Regions from separate parts of the Homo sapiens genome. Here region 2 is linked to region 1. A link is an interaction called in ENCODE POLR2A ChIA-PET data of the cell type or tissue named here. Cell type or tissue: GM12878. All regions are shown on one strand.

Region 1 (8,000 bases):
GCTTGGTGACTACTCTGTATATGCATATTGATATATTTTTAGTTGCCCTATAAAAACACATGTACAATCATAATGATAGTTTTTATGGATTATTAAATTTGATTTGCAAATTAAGCACAATATCATTTTCATGGAAGTTTTTTAGGGAAGCAGATAAGTGTTTTAGTGTTCTTGAATTGCAGAATAGTTAATATCATTTGGTAAGACATGGAACAAAACTTTGATTAGAGTCTTGTAAAATACCAGAAAAATGGTCATAGTGATAAAAAAAAGAATAAAGAAATGAAAGAGATTAGCCCATCTTTATATTTCTGCTTTGTTGTAAAGCAATTTCTTAATTTATATTGATATGAAAATAACTGAAATTTTCTGAGGTTAGCAACTAAATTGATATTGAGTTTTGCTTTGTAGGTGGATTGGACTCTAAATATTGGAGAGCAAGCCCTTGACATATGTATTGTCTCTTTCAATCAGTCGGCATCCTCTGTTTTTGTTCTTGGTGAGAGAAACTTTTTTTGCCTTAAGGATAATGGACAAATTCGATTCATGAAGAAGCTTGATTGGAGCCCAAGTTGTTTTCTGCCATATTGCTCAGGTGTGTAGAAAGATTTTCTTTTATCTCTTCCATATGTCAAGGCTATGTGATATACACCAGAAAAAGCCACACTCATACACATATTGTAAACATATATGAAAACAGTTTAATATTGAATATGTAATGGAAATTTTAACTTTCAAAGTTTGAATGGAAGTTTGATATAAAGCACACATTTGGTTTTGTCAGTCATTTTACTTTGTACAAAATGACTTGTAAAATTGGCCTCCGGCATACATTAATACTTTCCATAATGTGGCTATTCAAGATGCTTTCAAGAGAACATCAGACTCTTTTATAAGCACAATAGTAATGTCTAATAGAATGAATTATCTGTAGTGAATGCGTAGTAAATCATTAGCTTAAATGTGTTACATATTAATGAAATTCATGCTTTCTAGATGAAATGCAAAAATGTTGGTGATTATCTAGTTATAGCTTCCAAGACTGTAAAATGATTCCTTTCTTTTTTATACTGGTAAAGTTACAAAATAATGTTTTATTATGTAAAATCTTTATGTATTAAAATCCAGGTGTTAGAATTAGTTTGTGCTATCAATTTCCTAAAAGAGATATACTTTTCCAAATGACTGTTTTCTTAGTGTCTCTTTTCTGTATTTTCAACTTACAGTTTCTGAAGGAACAATAAATACTTTGATTGGAAATCATAATAACATGCTGCATATTTATCAAGATGTGACACTGAAGTGGGCCACCCAACTTCCCCACATTCCTGTAGCAGTAAGAGTGGGCTGTTTGCAGTAAGTGATTTAATTTAACACAGTTTTTAAAGAGGATGTTAGTCAAGAAATTTTCTAGAAGTTCTATGAAATAATGACAAGTGATTTTATTAAAAAATTACAGGTGACATTGTAGTATGAATGTCAATAATAAAAGTAATTTAAAATATAACTTTTATTGGAAAGGAAGGATAATTAGTGCTATTAATCATTTTCATTTAATATTTCTAGCAAGATATCCTTAGTAAATTAAAGGTAAAAACTGGTGAAGACATCAAGAAAATGGTTTACTTGATAGATTATTCTTCAGAATACAAAAATATTTCTTTTAGCATTTGATGAGTCCCTTTTAGAGAACATTTATTGATAGACTGTGACGATATTACACTGTTCATTATAATAAGTTCTCACCTTGTTTCAGACGTTTCATTAAGTCAAGTGATGCAGAATTGTTAATGATCATGTGTTTACACAGTTTAGATTTTAAGTGGGGCTACTTTGTATTTAAATTGAAAAACAGAATTCATACTTTAACATTAAGTTTACAAAATTTATCAAAAATGACAGAAATGAGCCATCTAAGTGAGTAATTTTTCTAGGTCATCAGTATAAAAACTGAGATGCCGATGAACTTTTTAGCATCTTAGATTATGTTTAGGAATTGAAAATATCAGCAAACGTATAGAAATACAACTTTCCATAAAGCTTCATAGATTCTCAGATGTATTCAGTTCTACTTATTTATAATATTTTATTGAGCATTTAAAGGCCATACGGGGCGGGGCACAGTGGCTCACGCCTGTAATCCCAGCTCTTTGGGAGGCCGAGGTGGTTGGATCATCTGAGGTCAGGAGTTCAAGACCAGCCTGGCCAACATGGTGAAACCCTGTCTCTACTAAAATACAAAAAATTAGCCAGGTGTGGCGGCGTGTGCATGTAGTCCCAGCTGCTTGGGAGGCTGAGGCAGGAGAATTGCTTGAACCCAGGAGGTGGAGGTTGCAGTGAGCCGAGATCACACCACTGCACTCCAGCCTGGGTGACAGAGTGAGACTGTGTCTCAAAAAAAAAAAAAAAAAAAAAAGCCATCTGTAGAATTCTTCAGTGACACCTATAGTTTCTCATCAGGATGGAGTTGTTTTCTCCTATTAAGGGCTTGAGTGTAATATTATTGTTGAAGCTCAACGAAGGGTATTCATATTTGCATCAGTGTTTTATCTAAAGCCTGAATTTTAGAAAAATGGAAACGGTGTTTTGAAAACATTGAATATTTTAAAAAGAAGTTGCTTTCTTATGTTTTATGAGAAAAAACATATAATTCTAATTGCTATGCACTTAACACAAGTTATAGTTATTTTGTGTCTGAAAAATAATTTAAAAGTTTTGAGATTGGCTTTTGCAATGTCCATCACATGGTCTTTTTAAATTTAACAGAATATTCATACTCACCAGACATTTTGTATCAGATTTACTTAGAAGGATTTAGAACAGGAAAAACATCTTGCCAGCAGGGCAACATCAAGTATTTCACTTCTGGAAGAGTAATTCTTGCAGGAGTCTATATATCCATCCAAAGCTGTTCTCTTTGGTCTCTTAAGTGACAGTTCATTTGCAAAAAGACAGATCCACACTGGTGAGTATGGGTCTCATTTTGACTTATAATCTTCATGTCCTTCAGGAGCCAATATCTTGAAATACTTAAAAATTATTGGGGTTTTGGTGTGTATTTTGAGCACAGGAGAATGATGGGTAGAAAGACCTTATTGAGAACATTTAGTTGAAATATATATATTTTTACACATACATTATATACAAGGGATGTACCCATTTCAGGAGTCACCATACTGAGAAAAGTGCAAAGGTATGGCTTCTCAGCAGATATTTATTGTTAATTTATAGTTTTTGGTCTAGGTGCAACTTATGAGTTAACAGTCAATAATAACTGAAATATTATGAGTAAAACACCAAATTTTCATATAGTGTGCATCATGATGCTTATGTTCAAAAGTAGCCTGTCATTTTATTTTCGGTACCTGTGAGTGAACCTTCCTATTTCTCATAGCTTTTGCAAGATGACAGTTATAAACAATTAAATCCAAATATTGCCATTAGTATTTTCCACAATTAATATATAAAAATAAATTCTAATTGTTGAACTGAAGATTTTTCTTTTCTTACATATAATTTAACACAAAGTATAGGATTAGACTGTGTTTGAAAGAATTCCATTGTAATTTCTATTAGAGTTTTTTTCTTCTTCAGTAAACTATAATTAATGCATGAAAAAGAAAATAAAGATTGTAAAACACTAGACTCAATTAACATAAAGTTTAGGAAGGTTTTCTGCCCTCACCACAATTGTAAGCTGTATGCTACAGTTATTTAAATACCTTTTATCATAGTCACATCTTAAATCTTATTACTTATCTAAACTGAGGCAGTAAATGGACAATTTCAAAAATGATCATAAGTACAGAACACCACAACTATATTTTAATCACTTGCAAAAAAGGCCGTGGACCATGGGGAGAGCACTCAGCTCTTAGCTCATGCTGCGGTTTAGGTTATTAACCACAAAAGGTAAGGGAGCTTCCAGTTTTGCTCTTTGGCTGTCAGATCATTTACAGGGGGGAAGTTGGAATAGTAGCTGGTGTTACAGATACCCTACACAATGCAAAGCTAGTGAACACCAATATCTAGTCATCCGGCAAAAAAAGAAAAAAGAAAAAAACAGCATAAACTAGCAAGAGCATCTGCAGCCAACTGCAGGCTAATGCCACATCTTTTCTCAAGGCTCTATCCTGGGTATGTGAATGAAAAGCCCTGCTTTTGTCCTGATCAACAACAGCCTTCCTGTGAGGAAGATACTTCCTTGCCACGTGAGCGCTGGTGGGCTTCTCACCTTTGCAAGCAGTCCATAGGTGTGGTGGTTCCCAAAATGTGGCTTTTGCCATTCACCATGCTGCCCTCACTCCCTCACCTCATGGGCCACAAGAGGGTGGAAGAGCCAGGCAGATCTAAGCTGATGTCCCAGAAGGGGTCTGTGGTGGTGGAGACTCCATGGCAGACTTGGCAGGTGATGTCCAACTGCAGCCCACCTGTGAAGATCTGTTCTATGATGTAGTTGTGGTAGTTGGCCTTCTTCCCATTGTCATCACCTGGGGACAGACTGTGGCTCTGGGATTAGTGTCTGTAAACCACAAAGACAGCGAATGTCTAAGGGAAGAGTATGTTTACCCTGCAGAGGCCTGAGGAAGCCAGCGCTGACACTTTACAAGGCCATGTGAGGATGCTCATCATTTCATTAGAGGGTCTTGCTGTTATTTAATGTGACGAGAAATCACAGCACTTGGATTTTCAATGCTCCTGTTTTTGTCATTCCCTAAGAAGAGCCCCATATTTTTTATCTTGCCAACAAAGCACATCTAATGCCCAATAGCTGAGTAGGTAGTTGGTTCCCTTTTTATATGAGGGACAATTGAATAAATATTTTCCTGCAGACAGCTGAAAATATTGTGGGCCAGATACTGTAACCCCAGACAGGTTCTTTCTGCCTGTTGCACAAACAAAATCAATTCACTGTATTTCAGTAGAGAAAGAGTTTAATTGATGCAAGGCCAGCCACACCACACTGAAGAGGGACTTATTACTGAAATCAATCTCATTGAAGGCTCATAGGTTAGGGGTTTTTCAAAAGTTCTTTGGGGGAAGAGTTTGGGGTGGCTAGGCAATGGGTGCTTGCTGCTAATTGTTTGGAAGGTGCAATCATAGGGGTGTGGGAAATGATCCTGTTGCATGCTGAATCACTTCTGGGAGCAGTTGGTGGGTCCAGGTGGAACCATCATGGGTTTCAGAAATGCAAAAAACCTGTAAAGATCTCTTACAAGACCACTGTTAGGTTCTACAATAGTGATGTTATCTGAAGGAGTATTGGGGAAGTTGCATATCTTGTGACCTCTGGAATAATGGCTGGCAATTGTTTTTGTCTACACCTTAGCAAAATTCAGGCTACTCTATCCTCCTAGCCTGGTGTTCTCTCATTAGCTTTACAAAGACAGTTGAGTTTTGGGGAAGGGCTATTTTTACTTAAACTATAGACTAAATGTCTCCCAAAGCTAGCCTAGCCTAAGCCTAGGAATAATTAAGGGAGCTTGAAGGTTAGAGGCTAGAGGGATGTAGGTTAGATCATGTCTCCCCCACTGCCATAATTTTCTCACTGTGACAATTTTTGCAAAGCCTGTTTCACTTTCGCCCTTTGAGTTTCAGCATGCCTCATTCCCGAGGTGTAAGCTATGATATGGGAAAAGGGTGAGGACTGCTCTAACTTCTTCCTACTGACAGGGGGCATAGTTGTGGTATGGGTTGCCCCTAGGGTAAGAGGAGTGGAACTGCTTTGCATGTATTCATAGGTGCCTGATTGGGCTTCCAAGGCTTATATGACAAAGACGTTAATATTCTCACCCACAGTTTTAGCATAGCACTTAAGTGAACCACAGACTATAGGATAATGAGTAGATTGTTAGAAATACAGATTCACTAAATAGGAAATAGCAAATTTAAATATATCATCCCATATTTTTTTAATTTCCTAGTCCTGAGACTAGATGAGTTCAGCTGAACAGCTGTTTCCCATATCAGGAGGTGGCATTGCAGATGGGCTAGGCCTTTGTATTTGATGAAGGCAAACAGATTTTTTAATAAGAGGCATTTCAGACAGGTTCCAGGACTATTTCTTCACTGTAATTAGATCTCTGCCCTATGGGTCGACAGTGCCTCACCAGCAGGTACAGTGCCAAAGATGACCCTCAGTAGAAATAAGCAGTTGTAAGAGCTCACCTCTAGGTCTGTTATACTGGAGGAGGCTGATGAACCATGGGCAGATATTTGCAAGGGTGGATCCTGGATAAGCCCCCAAATTTGTAACTGTCTGACGAGTTCTTCCTGCTCACTGTACAAACAAAATTAATTCATGACATTGCAGTCGAGAGAGCATTTAATTGACGCACATCTAGCCATACCATGTGGGAGAGAGAGTTATTACTCAAATCAATATCATAATCTGTTAGAATTTTAAAGGTAATTATTACTAACTTAGCTATAGCTTATCTGTTTATTTATTTTTAGAGACAGGGTCTTGCTCTATTGCTCAGGCTGGAATGCATTGGCATGATCATAGCTTACTTCAGCCTTGAACTTCTGCCTCCTGTCTCAGGAGCCTCCTGAGTAGCTACAACTATAGGCATATGCCTCCTCCTGTCTCAGCCTCCTGAGTAGCTACAACTATAGGCATATGCCACCATTCCTGGCTAATTTTTTCATATTTTTTAGAGATGAGGACTCACCATGTTGCCCAGGCTGGTCTTGAACTTATGGCCTCAAGTGATCCTCCCACCTTGGCCTCCCCAAGTGCTGGGATTATGGGTATGAGCCACAGTGCTCAGCCCACATATTTATATTAGGAAGTTATTTGAAATTGACAGTACTGAAATAATTTTTCTCTTGCTTTTTATTACCTTTAGGGTTAAAGCTTTTTGATAGAAGCTTCCTTGGCTGAATGTGTTGATTTATGAAGGAAGTTGCTGCTTTTTAAATACGTTTCTTTTCAGTGAATAAGAAATGTTGGATTTAGATCAAGTTGATGCAATTATACTTAATAACAGCATTTTGCTCAGAGTCTAAGATGTTTTTTTTCTTTCCACTCCCACCTACTTGGCAGCTTTAGTCCTCTCTACCTTGTTTATTACATACCAGTTCCAATTCTGTCTGTGTTTTCTTCTTCCTTTTCAGATTAAATCTCATTCTCAATTAAATTGTTTTTTATTTAATTATTTTCAATTTTTGTAGGTCAGACTATGGGAAAATGAAATCAATACACAGGTTACAGAATCAGAAGAGCCCAGCATCTTACTTCTGCTGTGGTCAGTTTCTCAAGTGGCAAATAAAGATCATCATTTATCAGTAATGTTACTTTCTCTGGAGATATCAAATAAATATATCTACAAGTGTGGAAGTCCATTTGAATGAAACTTCACAAAGATGAGAACCATTCTAAACTTTGCTGGCAGCTCACAGCAAGCTTTAAAATCTTATTGCAGTACTTATTGCAGCTCATTTTTTAGTTTGAGCAATTTGGTCTAGTACTTCAATGTTTTTCTTCCTAGGCTAGGTCCACAATAGTCACTTATTTTAAATTTGTTACTTAACAGTTTCTTCTTTTTAAAAAATTTCCTAGCTTATTTAAATTTTTTTAAACATTTATTTTAGATACAGCAGGTACAAGTGCAAGTTTGTTACATGGGTATATTGTGTGATGCTGAGGTTTGGGGTACAGATTCTGTCACCCGGGTAGTCAGCATAGTACCCAATAAGTAGGTGTTCCACCCACAGCCACTCCCTCCCTCCCCACTCTTGTAGTCGACAGTGTCTGTTGTTCCCATGTTTATGTCCATGTGTGCTCAATAATACTTTGTTCTTTAGCTTTCATTGATCTAATATTGTTGACCAGAATGTTTCCCCCATATCTTTTCTGGATTTTCATGTTTCTATTTCGAGACATAGCTCAAGTCACATAAATAAGCCTTTCCTGCTTATCATGGTCTCCCTCTTCTCTGAATTTCTATCACATTCATAATTATGTTGATGAACTACTATTTGACTTTCCTAACTCT
Region 2 (8,000 bases), 1.5 Mb after region 1:
TTATAACAATCACATGAAGAAGCTAACTCAATTTCTACAGAGGTCAGAGAGAAAAATTATCCATTTGGTTGAACCGAAACCCATCTATCTTCCACACTGAGTTAGTCTTTTATTTTAAATAAATATGTTGTTATCAAGAAAGGAAATCATCCATTATACTTTCACTTTCACCTTTGCTTTCAAAATCACCCAAACCTGAATTACTAGCTCATTTCTCCAAAAGCATAATTAATATTGACTTTCTTTTTATTATCTCCTATAACTAGATATTGAAAAACACTATAGCTAGCATAAAGGAAAACTTCTGAACAGTGTAGCCATATTGCCACAGAAACAGATTCAGAAAAATAAACCTAAGAACTCTGGAGAAAGAATGCATGTTATATAAGTTTCTCCCTAGAGTTTGGCAGCCTTTGTTCATAGTTGGATGTAAACTTATTCATTTCTACCCATAAGCCCACATAGCTTTACTTCCTGACATCTGTTCTCTCCTCCCAGGATCGGAAAGGTTTCTTCCTTCTGATAAAGTGTGAAACATTTGTGAGGAAAAGGTGGGTTCAGAGAGGGAGAGAAAGACGACAGCCTGATTCCTAGATCTGAGGTGGGACGCAGGAAGATGGATTTCTTTTAATTCCCCCTTCAAAGTTATTCCTCCTCATGTGCTTTTGGGACTATGCTTTGAGAATCTCTGGAGTGGAGTATCTGGTGGTCTGCACATAGTGGTGAAGAGCGTGGAGTCACAGAATTTGGGGTAAAATCCCAGCTCTATGTCTAATGAGCTGGGTGAACTTGACAGGTCAATTCACTGGCTAAGCCTCACCTTACCTGTTTTTAAAATGGAGAGTGGTGATATAAGAAAAGTGCTTAGCATAGTATCTAGGTTACAGTAGGTGACCAATAAATGGGAGTGATAACTACCATCATTATATTACATGGAAAGTACAAAACAAATAGTATCATAGTATGTAGCAAAGTCCTCATTTTGTTGGAAAAGAGTGATTAAATAAAACCGCAAATGTCTGTGCCTGTGGGGTGAGATGAGGGAGATGTTCAACGGTAATAGACAGCAAAGTGTTACCAAGCTACCCAAATGGATGATCCATTTAATTTCTACATGGAAAAGGAGCAAAAAAGGAAAGGGACCTCTGAAACCCTTCTAAGTACCCACACACACACAGACTCACACACACACACACACACACACACAGACACACACACACACTCACACACACACAGAGCTCTCAGAACACTGCTGCCAGAGGGTGAATGCAGATACAACTTTCATAACCATTGCTGAAATCACATATATTCCAAGAAGGGAAAATACTTGTAAAACTGAAACTTATTAATTAAGATACTATAGCCAAAATGGATGTCACAATGCTTGTCTGAATACCCATAATAACATTTATGTAAAATTTACTATGTCCCATCAACTGTCCCAAATCCTCTACCGGGATAAGATCACGCTATCTTGACAGCCACTCTAGTTGGTAAGTGTTGGTTTTGAGACATCTACAATTGAGGATACTGAAGGACAGAGACACTAGGTAATCTACCCAGGCTGCACACCTCATAGACAGTTGAGGCAAGACTCATATATAAGTTAACGCATCCCAGAGCCTGTGCTCCCAAACACAGCCCTCATACAGAACTGCTCCTGTAGTTAAGAACATAGTGAGGTCCCCAGAATGTGGGCAAAATCTAGTGGAGAGACTCTTTTCCGCCCCATACCAGCTGTTTTCACCAGATTGTTAGTAAAAAGAAAGTGGATCAAGAGAATGAGAAGACAAGCCACAGGCTGGGAGAAAATATTGGCAAAAGACAGACATCGGATAAAGGACTATTGATATGGTTTGGCTGTGTCCCCACCAAAATCTCACCTTGAACTGTAATAATCTCCACGTGTCAAGGGTGGTGCCGGGTGGAGATAATTAAATCATGGGGGCAGTTTCCCCCATACTGTTTCTGTGGTAGTGAATAGGTCTCACGAGATCTGATGGTTTTATAAATGGGAGTTCCCCTGCACAAGCTCTCTTGCCTGCCGCCATGTAAGATATGACTTTGCTCCTCCTTCACCTTCCACTATGATTGAGAGACCTCTAAATCATATGTGGAGCTGTGAGTCAGTTAAACCTCTTTCCTTTATAAATTACCCAGGCTCAGGTACGTCTTTATTAGCAGCATGAGAACAGACTAATACAACTATGGTACAAAATATAACAGAATTCCTAAGACTCAACAATAAGATAACAAATAGCCCAATTAAAAATGGGTAAAAGACTTGAACAGACACCTCACCAATAAAGATACACAGATGGCAAATGAACATATGAAAAGATGCTCCACATCATATGTCATCAGGGAATGCAAATTAAAGCAACAATGACATAGCACTACACATCTTTTAGAATGGCCACCATCCAGAACACTGACAACACCAAATGCTGGTGGGGCTGTGGAATAACAGGATTTCTCATTCACTGCTGGTGGGAATGCGAAATAGGACTGTCACTTTGGAAGACAGTTTGACAGTTTCTCACAAAATTAAATATACTCTTACCATATAATTCATCAATCACACTTCTTGGTATTTATCCAAATGAATTGGCAACTCATGCCCACACAAGAATCTGCACATGAATGTTTATAGTAGTTATATTCATAACAGCCAAAACTTGGAAGCAACCAAAATGTCCTCAGTAGATGAATGGAAAAACAAACTATAGTACATCCAGACAATGGAATATTATTCAGCACTAAAATGAGCTATCAAACCATGAAGATATGAAAGAAAATTACATGCATATTACTGATTGAAAGAAGTCAATCTGCAAAGACTACATATTATGATTCCCAAGTATATGACATTCTGGAAAAAAACAAAACTATGAAGACAGTAAAAAAAAAAAAAAAAATCAGCAGCTTTCAGGGATTAGGGAGGGGGAGGGATTAATCAGCAGAGCATGGAGGATTTTTAGGGCAGTGAAACTATTTCATATGTTATTATAAGGGTGTATATGTGTCATTGTACATTTGTCTAAACCCATAGGATGTACAACACCAAGAGTGAACCCTAATGTAGACAATGGACTTTGGGTGATGATGATGTGTCAATACAGGTTCATCAATAGTAAGAAATGTACCATTCTGGTATGGGATATTGAGAGCAGGGAGTGGGGGTTGTGCATGTGTGGGAGCAGAGAGTATATAGAAACTCTGCACTTACTCGATTTTGCCATGAACTTAAAACTGCTCTGAAAAATAAGGTGTTTTTTTTAATGATGCATATTTGCCAATTATATTTTAATAAAGCTGGGAGATCAAAAGGAGTGGAGGCTATCTTCAAACACATGTGCAGCCTTTTAAAATTCATTTATAAACAGGATCTCCAGGAGGGTGATCATGTTTATCTTGTTCACTTTTTAAAAAGTCATTTTGAAAAAGCAATAAATTCAAAGGAAATTGCAAAAATAAAGAGGCCTGATGTATTATTGACCAAGTTTCCCTCAATGGTTTTTGCATAACATTTAACGTAACTCTAGTTTGATATCAAAATCAGGACAATGATGTATGTACAATGTGTGTATAGCTGGACACCACTTTGCTACCTGGATAAGTTCATGTAGCAACCACCACAATATCTTGTTCACTTTTGTCATCCGGTGCTGATCATGATTCTCAACAATACTCTTAAGTGACTCAGTCAACAAACAAATAAGCAAGTGAATGAACAGATGACTGAATCCATGACATCAGTAAAGAGCATGTGGTTCTTCTGATTTGCATATGCACTCAGTCAATCTCACAGATCATTTTTATTTGTATAAAGCCTTGAGCTGAGAGCAGTCTATTAAATACAAGGATTGGGAGCACCTCACCACACATTAAAGTGCCCTTTCTTCCACTTCAACTTGACTAATTGAGCCTATGTGAGTGTAACTGCCATTCTCCCAAAGATCGTTATTGAAATAATATAACATAAAAGTGGAGGAAATGATTTTTTAAAAATCCCTGATGATAGGAAAGAGTGCTATCCATATGGTTAAAAAAAAAACCTGAGGCTTTCTTGCCAGATTCAGAACAGGTGAGATGGAAAACCACCATCTGGGAAGAAAAACAAAAAACTGCCTTTATTTTTTTTTTTGAGGTGTAAGTTTTTTTTATTATTATTATACTTTAAGTTTTAGGGTACATGTGCACAATGTGCAGTTTAGTTACATATGTATACATGTGACATGCTGGTGTGCTGCACCCATTAACTCGTCATTTAGAGATGGGAAGAGATACCCATCAAAACTTCATTCTCAACCCCCAAACCAAGAGCTGGAAATAAAAGGTGTACAAGGTGCCAGTTACAGAGGAAATGCACCAGACCCTGTCGCTGGAACAGGGTATCAGAACATCCTCCCAATCTATTCTGGGCCAAGGAGGCATGCTGGAGGCGGGCTGGGCTGAGCTGGGTACATGATGTGGGGTGCACGCTGGCAGAGCCAGTTCCCACCTGAGCCAGTGATGCTAACTAGAGAGGCGTGCAGTGCCTCATCCCCCGACAAAGCTCAGAAGCTCCAGGTAGAGCAGACGCTCTTGCCTTAATCTTTAAAAATAACTGGACTTTGATCTGGCCAAATGGAACTGGAGAAAATTCTCCCCCTCCTTTTGTCTGTTCACCTGAGGTTTTTCAGGAACCATCCAAGCAATTAAACAGGAGTGACATTATCTCTGAAGAAAATAATTTCAGTTACCAGTTTGGTATTATGAAAGACCCTTGGGAATAACCCCTCTGATGGGCTTCAGACCCATGATAGCTATACGTACTTGTTTTCTTCTCACAAGAAACTGATGGGCATGAAGATTGCAGTGACTGAACTGTCTCCCTGCGTTTCTTCTCACATAAGCTGTAAATGGGAACAAAGAGAGAAGATTAAATGTCTGTAAATTTTCATTGCAGCCCCTTTTTGTTTAGAAAGCATTTCTGCTTACCTTTTATATTTCTATTAAATAATAGAGAGAAATTTACTCCTCCAGCTCCCAAGAGAAGAATGAAAGTTAAATTAGAATTTATAGTGGACCCACAATTTCTGACCTAAGAACATTAATACAGGAATCCAAACCCCTCCCAGCTCTTCTTTGCTATAGTCATCACCCACTCAGAGGTTCAGCTCTGAACAAACCCCTTCTGAGCCTCTCCCAGGAAGCCTTATCAACCCACAGTCCAGAACCACCTTCACCGTTTGAGAACCTCACAAAGGGTACTTGCAGTGCTAGTGATGCCTACAGACTGCTTGGCCTTGTACTTGAGATGGAGTGAAGACGAGGGAAACCCCTTGATTGTTCTCAGTTTTCCCCTTTGTGCCTTGAAATTTCCATCTCATTGTGAATAAAAAAGTCAAAGCATATTCAATCCCAGAGAGGGGTTGAATCCCTGAATTTCACAAGATTGAAAGATCATGAAAAAATTGACCCCCTCTGGAAAGATGAGAAAAATCAAAAAGATCAATGAACACATACAAAGAGTCTGTATCTATGGCTCTTATTAACAGTGACTAAAGAATTTATCTGAGTAATTTAGCTAATTCAACTCAATAAGGAAACAACATAATAAAAGATATAACTGAAAAAATGAAATTATCAATTTGGAAATGATATGATTAAGAATAAAAAACAAGATTGTTTTTGAAAAATCATTGGGCCTAATAAGACATGTAATTAAAGAAGATGATTATAAAACCAACAAATATAAAAAGCAACTAGCTTCTCTGTACACTATCAATAACCAATTAGAAAATACAATCTTAAAAAACAAAAGATTAAATATTCAAGAACAATCAAAATACAAAATGCATATGAACAAACTTTTTTGTTTGTTTTGGGGACAGAGTCTTGCTCTGTCACCCAGGCTGGAGTGCAATGGCACGATCTCAACTCACTGCAACCTCCGCCTCCCCAGTTCAAGTGATTCTTCTGCCTCAGACTCCCAAGTAACTGGGACTACAGGCACCCACCCACCACACCTGGCTCAATGTTTATTTTTTAGTAGCAATGGGGTTTCACCATGTTGGCCAGGCTAGTCTGGAACTCTTGACCTCAGGTGATCTGAGTGTCATGGCCTCCCAAAGTGCTGGGATTACAGACATGAGCCACCGTGCCTGGTCATGAATAAATTTTAAAAGAATTGTGATGACTTACATGAAGAAAATCGCACAAGTTTACTGAGTGACATTTTAAAACTTTAATAATTGAAAATCCATTCAATGTTCCTGGTAAGGGAACAGAATTAATGGTCAGAAACAAATCAAATATATATAAGAACCTAGGATTTTTTTAAGTGCATTTGAAATGAATAGAGAAAAAAGGGATCATGTCTCCAGCACATTGATGTTCCTGCTTTTCTGAACACACTTAACTCTGTGTTGCCTGAAGACCTCTGTACTTGCTGTTCCCTCTGGCCTGAACAGTCTTCCCTCAGAGCCTGTTTCTGATCTCTGCTCAATGTTCTTTTAAAGGATAGCAGTGTCTTGGGGTCTTTATAACTTTGGGGCTTATCTATGGCTAGCAAATGTAGGACATAGGTGTGTAGAGTATGCAAAGCAGGAAGGCTCTCAATGGTTAAATATCTGTTTATCTGGTTATGTTTAAAACAATTGGATGTGTAAAAATTTGAGCGTGGTGCTAGTGGGCATTTAAGCTAACAGATCTCAGCCTACTATGAAGAAGTCATAAACCCAGGAGTAATATACAGAAGCCTTCTGGCTCATGTGCATGACACACCCCACCTAATTCTCAAGCTCCTCCCTCTTCATTTTTTATTATAGCAACTATCACTCTGTGACATTATAATCTATATCTATTTGGTTGTGTGTCTGTTATCTGTTTTTCTCATTAGAATGTTAACTCCATGGAGGCAGGAACCATGTCATCCTTGTTGACTGCATTTTCAGTACCAAAAAAAAGTGAGTGCCTGGACAGAATGGAAACCTAATAAACATTCACCAAAGGAAGTAGGAGAGGAGAGGGGCAGGAGAGAATATAGTAAAATAGGTTAAAGTTTCCAATATAGCCATGAAATTATTTTTAGGAAAAGAATTTCAATAACTCGCATAGAAAAAGATTTTTTAAGCATGATACCAAGGCAGAAATCCTTACAAAAGACTAACAGATTTTACTGCAAAATATAAAATTTACAAAATTTAAATTGTAAAGATTTTTTTAATACAAATAGAATTATAAACGGATTTAAATGTTTAGAATATAAATAATATTTACATAGCTGATCAAGAGTTAATATACTCACTAAAAAAGGACTTTCTACAAATCAATAAGTAGAAGATAAATACTTAATACAAGAATAAATACAAATATAGGAACAAGTAAGATACACACAAAATGCAATTCACCAGTAAACCTGTTTTAAATGTTTAATTTTGCCAAAAACTAAATAAATGAAAATAAAAATAACAATGAGTTACCAAATTTTCCAATAAGAAAAGAAAGTAGGTTTTAAGAAATTGGTAGTGCATTAGGCCATTTTTATTAAATAAACCTAAAATGGTATCAATGAAATATTTAAAAGTACCCCTGGGTTACATTTTGCTTTTTGGTACTTTCTAATTATTCCACCAATATGTATTACTTATGTAATTCAAAGAAGTGATTTTACAAGAAAAAATAAATAGTATGGTAAATCGCTGGCTCCTAGAGAGTGGGCCAATCTTGGAAAACAATGCCCCAGTGCTGAGAACTGTGTAGGTAAGTTGCATCTTTCAGTAGCACAAAGGAGAGATTGGTTTTTCACTACTTTAGATGAGGGCCAGGAGCTGAGGGGTTAATAGTGCACAGATAAATCTTGAAGGACAAATGAAGTTTTCCACATGGCCAAAGGAAGGAGAAATTATAGGCAGATGAATAGAACGTGTGAAAAGAGAGGAACACAAGACAGCATGGGCCAATGTAGCATCATAATAAAAATAAGCAACACAAGGCCAGGTGCAGCGGCTCAT

The links. ChIA-PET counts read pairs that join two places held together with the same protein. Peaks named below come from ENCODE experiments on the same cell type or tissue, not always from the same donor. Only the 100,000 strongest peaks of a DNase experiment are listed, where the experiment ranks them.
Region 2: POLR2A ChIA-PET joins it to region 1 with 11 read pairs; 2 of 35 experiments call an interaction of 5 or more read pairs at or near these places.

What each region holds. Positions count from the first base shown.
Region 1 is chr7:33,272,601-33,280,600 of GRCh38, forward strand. BBS9 (Bardet-Biedl syndrome 9) reads left to right here. Exons shown (of 23, transcript NM_198428.3): 8 at 412-595; 9 at 1,227-1,356. Among named protein-coding and RNA genes, the nearest start is that of BBS9, 150 kb to the left of the region's middle. In GM12878, no CTCF peak of the experiment used is centred here; a DNase peak (open chromatin) is centred at 3,931.
Region 2 is chr7:34,723,919-34,731,918 of GRCh38, forward strand. The region is part of intron 2 of NPSR1 (neuropeptide S receptor 1); the gene reads left to right. NPSR1-AS1 (NPSR1 antisense RNA 1) reads right to left here. Exons shown (of 4, transcript NR_033665.1): 2 at 4,819-4,898. Among named protein-coding and RNA genes, the nearest start is that of NPSR1-AS1, 30 kb to the right of the region's middle. In GM12878, no CTCF peak of the experiment used is centred here; no DNase peak of the experiment used is centred here.